Regions from separate parts of the Homo sapiens genome. Here region 1 is linked to region 2. A link is a loop called in an ENCODE intact Hi-C map of the cell type or tissue named here. Cell type or tissue: endothelial cell of umbilical vein. All regions are shown on one strand.

Evidence for each region. Hi-C counts contacts between places; a loop is a spot of excess contacts. Peaks named below come from ENCODE experiments on the same cell type or tissue, not always from the same donor. Only the 100,000 strongest peaks of a DNase experiment are listed, where the experiment ranks them.
Region 1: it touches region 2 in a loop (2.8-fold over the local background); 4 of 110 quality-filtered maps call a loop at or near these places.

The regions. Positions count from the first base shown.
Region 1 is chr21:33,921,697-33,925,696 of GRCh38, reverse strand. No RefSeq gene overlaps it. Among named protein-coding and RNA genes, the nearest start is that of LINC00649, 7.4 kb to the left of the region's middle. In endothelial cell of umbilical vein, a CTCF peak has its summit at 1,526 (motif pointing left); a DNase peak (open chromatin) is centred at 1,506; H3K27me3 peaks cover 598 bases.
Region 2 is chr21:34,089,905-34,093,904 of GRCh38, reverse strand. The region is part of intron 1 of MRPS6 (mitochondrial ribosomal protein S6); the gene reads right to left. All of the region lies in intron 1 of SLC5A3 (solute carrier family 5 member 3), which reads right to left. Among named protein-coding and RNA genes, the nearest start is that of SLC5A3, 18 kb to the right of the region's middle. In endothelial cell of umbilical vein, a CTCF peak has its summit at 2,140; a DNase peak (open chromatin) is centred at 1,204; H3K27ac peaks cover 640 bases.

The DNA.
Region 1 (4,000 bases), 170 kb after region 2:
GTACCAGCATGGCACATGTATACATATGTAACTAAGCTGCACAATGTGCACATGTACCCTAAAACTTAAAGTATAATAAAAAAATAAAAATAAATAAAAAATAAATAAAAATTTAAAAAAAGAAGGTAATGAAACAAAGCATTAACATTCCAAAATGGAAGGCCGGGGGCGGTAGCTCACACCTGTAATCTCAGCACTTTGGGAGGCCAAGGCGGGCAGATCACTTGAGGCCAGGAGTTCGAGACCAGCCTGGCCAACATGGTGAAACCTCATCTCTACTAAAAATACAAAAAGATTAGCCGGGTGTGGTGGGGCGCATCTGTAGTTCCAAGTACTCTGGAGGCTGAGGCAGGAGAATCGCTTGAACCCAGGAAGCAGTGGTTGCAGTGAGCTGAGGTCATGCCTCTGCACTCACTCCAGCTTGGGGGACAGAGCGAAACTCCGTCTCAAAAAAAAAAAATCCATAATGAAGCATGATCCATGTTTGCATTCATCTTGCCTCTATTGAAAGACAAAATACTGCATTTAGAGGGGACTGCATCCTGGGGATGAGAGTAACAGCTCTAGTTTGTGGTGTGCCGACTCCTTGCCCACGCTGCGTTAAATGTTTTGCAGGCATTACATAATTTACATGATATATACCATCACTATCTCCATTCTCCAGGTAAGGAAATGAGGCAGGAGGTTAGGCAACTTGCCCAAGTCACACAGCTGGTGAAGGGAAGGGCTGCAATTCCAACCCAGGCCCTGGGGCTGCAGAACCTGACGCTGCCTCTGCAGGAACAACAGGATCATAACCAGACTCCAGTGACCCAGGTCCCCCAGGCCCCAAGGCTTGGCCGCAGCTGGAACTGCAGAGTGCTTCATGACATCAAAAAAGGGCACCAAGCAGGTCCAGTTTACTATTAATACATTCATTCCTCATCTCAATTTACAGTCTGTTTTGATTCAAATCAATGAACAGAAGAATGTTCTGCTGTTTATCATTTGTTCATTCCTACAGTCATTACCGTCTTCCCCAACAAGGCACCCATTTAGTGGCATAACTTCTCCCTGAACTGCCCTAGCCCCAAAAGAAAAAGGACTTTGATATCAGAGTTACGGATCTGCTCCAAGCCAGCAGCACTTTTCTGTGAAGCCCGTGGAGCAGATATGAAAACCTGGGCGAGATGACTCCAACCTGGGTTGCTATGGGAAGTCTGAGGGGCTGGGTGGGCAGGGGCTGTGGAGCTGAAACATTAGAAGGGGTTTGTTTCTAGGGTTTCTAAAGCTAGAAACTCCTAGAAGGTTTGCAGCCAGGGGACAACAAACTGTAGCTATCTGGGCCCGCAAACACCAGGAGCCTGGATTAGAGCATTTGGCAAGGGACCCTTTCATTTGCAGACCTCACAATACTCCGATTCTTTCTTGCATGTGAGCGAGAACAACACCGAGGTTTGTAGAAGGAAAGCTCTAGAACAAAATTCATCCCGATGCCAGAGGCTTCCTCACAATGTGAGGAGATGGCGCCCCCTCGTGTCGAGATGATCCTTCAGCACCTGGACCAGGCTGAGAGCGGTGACCTTGAGCACTAAGCAGGTGGTGGCTTCAAGATGGGCTTGACCTGCAGTGGGGAGAGGCCTGGGCCCCACAGTAGGTGACCAGTTCCCACGGCTTGGGGTCCTCCGTCTGTCACCTTGCAGATACAGGAGGTCTATACTGCAGACCCTCCTAAAGCAGCTTTCTCTAAAGATGCAAAAAACCACCAAGCTGTTTTTAGATGTGCTATTTGCTGTTTTTCTCTAGCAGATGCGCCAAGTCCTAAAGATAAACAGTTTAAAATGATATGGATTCAGTACCTGGAATCCCATTGTCCATTTCTATCAACACTTTTTTTGTTGAAAGCCTGATCGGTTCCAGCCCAGTGACCTCCATAGATTGGCATGACTCCCCTAAAGCCCCCTTTTTGTAAGTGCTAGAGATCCTTGCTGAAAGCTGTCAAGGGCACTTTCCCATCCTTTGGGTTTAAACAGAAAGACCAGCTACATGTAAAAGCCCATCACCCCAAGACAACAAGTGGCTCTGGTCTGCTAGAAAGGATTCATGCAGTTTTTTAAAATGAACTCAGAAAAGAAAAGAACAGAAAGACAAAATTGAAGCAGAATTCACTCCAAGATAAATAAATACTTGAACAATGCAAACATTTCTCAGGTCCTTCTGGTGTGACAAAATGTATAGGGGCCAGACATGGTGGCTCACATCTGTAGTCCAGCTCCTCTGGAGGCTGAGGCAGGAGGATGGCTTGAACCCAGGGAGGTCGAGGCTGCAAGTGAACTGTGATGGTGCCACTGCACTCCAGCCCGAGGGACACAGCAAGACCCTGACTCAAAAAAAGAAATGCACAGGGAAATTGTTATTACTATCCTTTGCTCTGAACAAATACCATCCTTATCTGCATTCTGCAGAGCTAAAGAAAATTCCCCCAGGTTGGAGGAGTCTACGTTAAAGCTAAGCTTTGGAAGGAATTTAAGAGGTAATCTGATCCAATTCCTCAGTCTTTCATGGATCTCCTTAACTTGAGGCAATTGCCTTTCATATCAGAAGCTGTGTTATCAGAAACCACAGAGGATGTATCTCCCCTTTAAGGGCCATAGTCATTAATAAGTGACAGGATCGTGTCATCCTTTTTTTTCTGATTATAGTAGTGACATATGCTCACTACTATAGTGTAGTGAGCATTTTTCACTGTGTAGAAAAACACACAGTGTGGTTTGTAATTTTTCCTCATGTCATTAAGTACTTTTTATGTCATTAAATACTTTTTGAAAATCTCTGTATCTCTTTTTTTTTTTTCAGACAGGGTCTCACTCTGTTGCTCAGACTGGAGTGCAGTGGCACAATCACAGCTCACTGCCACCTTGACCTCCTGGGTTCAAGCAATCCTCCCTCCTTAGCCTCCCAAGTAGCTGGAACTACAGGCATGATGTGCCACCATGCCTGGCTTTTTTTTTTTTTTTTTTTTTTTTGGTAGAGATGCGGTCTCACTATGTTGCCCATGCTGATCTGGAACTCCTGGGCTCAAGTGATTCTCCCTGCCTCGACCTTCCAAAGCACTGAGATTATAGGCTTATGCTTATAGTCCTGCATCCAACCCTGAAAAATCTCATTTTAGTGGCTACATAATATGCCATTTAAAAAGCCATTTTCTTATGTTCAGACATGTGTTTCTAGTTTTTTGCCGTTTTAAAGCTGAGTGTGGTGAGCATTTTCCACATTAACACTGGTCCAGATTTCTGACTAGTATAGATTGGAAGCGTTCTTTCTGGGTTAAAGGAAAAGTCACTTTTAGCCGGGTGTGGTGGCACAAGCCTGTAATCCCAGCACTTTAGGAGGTGGAGGGGGGAATATCGCTTAAGCCCAGGAGTTCAAAACCAGCCTGGGCAACATAGTAAGACCCTCATCTCTACAAAAAGATAACAGAATTAGCTGGCGGCATGGTGGTGCATCCCTATAGTCCCAGCAACTAGGGAGGCTGCGGTGGGAGGATTGCTTGAGCCTGGGAGGTTTAGGCTGTAGTGAACCATTATTTCACCCCTGCACTCCAGCCTGAGTGACAAAGTGAGACCCTGTCACACAAACAAAAATTTATTTTAAGTCACTTTTTTTTTTTGAGGTGGAGTCTCACTCTGTCGCCCAGGCGGGAGTGCAGTGGCACAATCTAGGCTCACTGCAACCTCCGCCCCGCGGGTTCAAATGATTCTCCTGTCTCAGCCTCCTGAGTAACTGGGATTACAGGCATTCACCACCATACCTGGCTAATTTTTGTATTTTTAGTAGAGATGGGGTTTCACCCTGCTGACGAGGCTGGTCTCAAACTCCTGACCTCAGGTGATCCGCCCGCCTCGGCCTCCCAAAGTGCTGGGATTACAGGTGTGAGGCTTTAAGTCACTTTTTAAGCCTTTGAGTCACTTTTTTAAGAGCATGTACAGTGAGGGTCTGATGCCACCACACTGCTCATTTC
Region 2 (4,000 bases):
TCAACAAAACAGACATTTGTGGACCATTAGATAAATCTTCAGTAGGACCATCAGGAATTTTTCAGTTCTGGATTAAGATAATCACTCTGCAAAACAGACATTTAAATATACCTAAAATTAAATGTATTAAAATTTGACGGCTTCTCTCCTGAAAAAGAGACAAATACTAAATTTTCAGTTAATTGTAATTGCAGCTGACAGATCAATACGAACAACAATTTTATTCAACCTAATGCCTTCCACACATTAACTTCTAAATGATTTCTCCTTTTCCAATAAGGCAACCTCAGAGAAGAATGTTTTTCCATGCTTTTTCTGATGATTCTAGGCATTTTCCTTTTAAGTCCTATAAATTATACTAAAGCTACCTCTTCTCAAAACCGTTCAAAACAGACCACAGTATTAGAAACTTTACAACACACTTCTCACTGACAAAAGGAGCTAAACATAATGCCTAGAGACTACTGCCCTACAAAATTAGGTTCTTAGGTCTAATGCAGAAAAAACTGCCTGGATAGAAATGTCTCAATCCCATCTGCGTGCCTTTTTAAAGCATTAAGCAATACAATAATTATGCTATGAAAAGTGATTTAAATCCTTTCTAAGTGTCAACGGCTGGCATAAATAAGATTGATTGCCAGAGAAAAGCAAAAAAAAAAAAAAAAATCTTAAAAGTTGAGGTTTGTATCACTTCATACCTGCCAAATCCTGAAGATGATCATATTTCTATGACCACCTTCCCCACCCCCAAAAGCTTCCAAGTTTTTAAACAAATGCTTTGACATTATGTAGGACGAATCATCTAAATTTTTAATAAAATCTAATCAGATGACTAGTAAACATTATTTAAAAAGGTATCGTTAAATGTTTCTGCATAAGGGAAGCTTGTCAATTACAATGAAAACTGCTGTGTCAATTACAATGAAAACTGCTGTTCGCAGTTATGAAACCCTGCCTCCAGGGCTCTCTGCTACCCAACAGCCATCCAAGTCATCCTCAGGCCACTTGTTTCAATTTTCAGAAGGCTACCTGGCTAATCAGGTATCACTCTTCCCAATGGCAGTAGCAACCACGTGCTTTCCAAAGAAGGGAGAGAAAAACACAGTGGGTATTTCTGGTTTCATCTGGCCGTTGGGGGGGAAATAGGGTGGGTTATGTGTCATAGTAGCTGCTGCAGCTTATTTGTTCAGAGAACAAAGTGCTGAAAAAGAAAACAAGCACTTCCTCAATCACTGGGAAGCACTGTTACTATCAGTAACATTGTTCTTCATTGTCAAATCTGATTTATGCAAGGTAAATATAGAAGCTATATTCTGCTGCCTGATGAATGCTCAAACTGCATGAAGTTCTCATGCTAGCCCTAACTCCTAACTTCTCTAGTAAAGTCGCTCTGCCCACAGGAGAGGTACCAAATAGTACCCTAACACTAGCTCAAGGCTGAATTCTCAACTCTCCGCCTAGGCTTCCTCATATCCTTCAAAGCCACTGCGGACAGTTCCCTTCTCACTGGATACCATACCACTCTGTGGGTCGTGTCTAGATTTTTCCAACTTAAACAAAACACATGCAGAGACCAGCACCTGGTAAAGACTGGAAAAGGAAAAACAAAACCAAAAACAGGTCAATTTGGTTTGTAGAAATATATAAAATACTATAATGCAATGCAGCTATATTTTACACTCTAGTCACAGTCACAGCCTTGAATTTCAGTCTTTCAAGAGATAAACTACATTCCTTAAAAATGGTTCTGAATATACAGTATGTTATATATATATATATGTTTTTCTTCCTTTTAAAGAAGTTAACATTTCTTCAACAAAATACAATGAGCACTGTCCAGGGTTCCCTTATTTTTATAAGAATACACATGGAAGAATCTTCAGCTAACATGAGGCTTTTTAACTTGTATTTTTATATTTATATATGCTTTTTGTCACAGTTCATCATTCACGCAAACCTCTCAAGTAAAATTATAAGACAATAAAATAGGTATAGTTATGAAAAGCATGTAGGTGGGTTCCTTGGTAGTCCATTTTTTTCTTAAAAAGCTTCTGTAATGGGAGTAATACTTGTAGAATGCAAAAAGAAACAGTCCCCTAGTGGTGATGAGCAGATTTAGCCAAACCTTGAACACAAAGGTGCTTTGAAACAGAGCAGATTCCCCTTCTTCCCAAAAGAGAAGGCATCCTTCTCAGAAAGTAGTATTTTATTGTTTTGCACAGAATTAGAATGCAGTTTTGGTTCTATTCCACGCATCTGGATAAATTAAATTGCAACTGAAGAATTAATCCAAATAGAGAAGTGTAAATATAAATATTTGCTGCATTTGACCAAATAGAAAGAGAAAAAAAGGTAAGACCAAATTTAAATAAGCACTCCTTCAGGTGATATAACCATGTTAACCAAAATGTAATTAGTTATCATGACCAGATCTCTCTAGTACTGTCTGGGTGACCATATAATTTATCTTCCAAACCAGAAACTTATTCTGGAACTATATGTAAACAGCAGGATATATGGGCACTCTATCAAAAAAATAATAAAATAAAAAACCACCTGCCACTAAAACCAAACAAGGAACAAGAAAAATTATCTCCTATACTCAGGGCTTCAAGTCATAAGTTCAATGACACAGGGCGGGGCCTGCAAAGAGTAGTACGCAATAATCTTAAACGTGACCAAACAACCACCTCTTTTAGCTTTGGAGTCAATTTACAAACCACACACTCAAGGTACAATCTGAGACGCCTAGTCCAGCACTCTGTCAATGGTAAGCTTGATGAGCCCTGCTCATCCTCTGATCCAAATGAAAAATATTCACTTAGCCAGCTAATAATTGAAGGGTTATAGAACACACAGACACCTCTGAAAACTAATTACCTGAATTACAATCACTTTTGTGTAACCTACCAAAAACAAAAAACATGGGCATACCCAAGCTTGTTTTCTCCCCACCCCAACAGACAGATTTCATGATTCTGTAAGAAGGGAGGTGGGTGTAGGTACCACATCTATGTAGGTGGCACGGTACAGAAGAAAACAGCACAGTTTTTAAGGGCTGGGTTCCATGCTCCGTCACTTCCTAACTGTAGGATCTCAGGCAACAACTTCATCTCTATGAGCCTCAACAAGTCTCAACTGTCTGGCTTTTAAAATGAAACCAACTTGCTCCTTATGATTTATAAGGAATAAGTAACAGAGAAAGCTAGTATTGCCCAGTGCAATGGGGAGGTGGCTCAGTAAATGTCAGTTTACTCCCTACAACCTGAATATACTAGAAGTGATATTAGTTCCTTTCAAATTAAACTGTCAACTATGTGCAAGGCATATTAGGATTTTCCCAAGTTATTTATATATAGAAAGATTAGATAAAATAATGCATTAAAGATGCAGCTCTCTCAAACATTTTAGACTCCCAACTGTCTCATCAACTATTAGCTCCTACTTAAATCACTTCAAGTAAAATACAAAAAGAAAAAATGTATATAAAATTCTTAAGACTTTACATACATGCTTTCACTTTTGTCACCTTGACTCAAGTTCTAGGAAAGCAAATTCCTGTGGTGGAATAGACTACTAACGCTTGATGCAGAGTGTATGTGTACTCACATAGGACTGTCCTCAACCCCTGCTTACTTTAAAAATGTGGAGCAAGGATACTGTAGCGGTTCATCAGTAACACAAAGAGCAAAACAGGTTTTCCTAATATAACTGGCCTGAACTCCAGCCAGTTTTAAATTGTAAGTGGAGCTAAAGACAACACTACAGATTAAGTATCCCTAATGCAAAAATACAAAATCTGAAATGCTCCTCCCAAATCCAAAACTTTTTGAGAACTGACATGATGCTCAAAGGAAATGCTCACTGGAGCATTTTGGGTTTGGGATGTTCAGATATGGGATGCTCAGCCACCAAGTAATATGCAATATCCCACAATCCAAAACACTTCTGGTCCCAAGCATTTAAGATACGGGATATTCAACCTGTACCGTAATGTTTT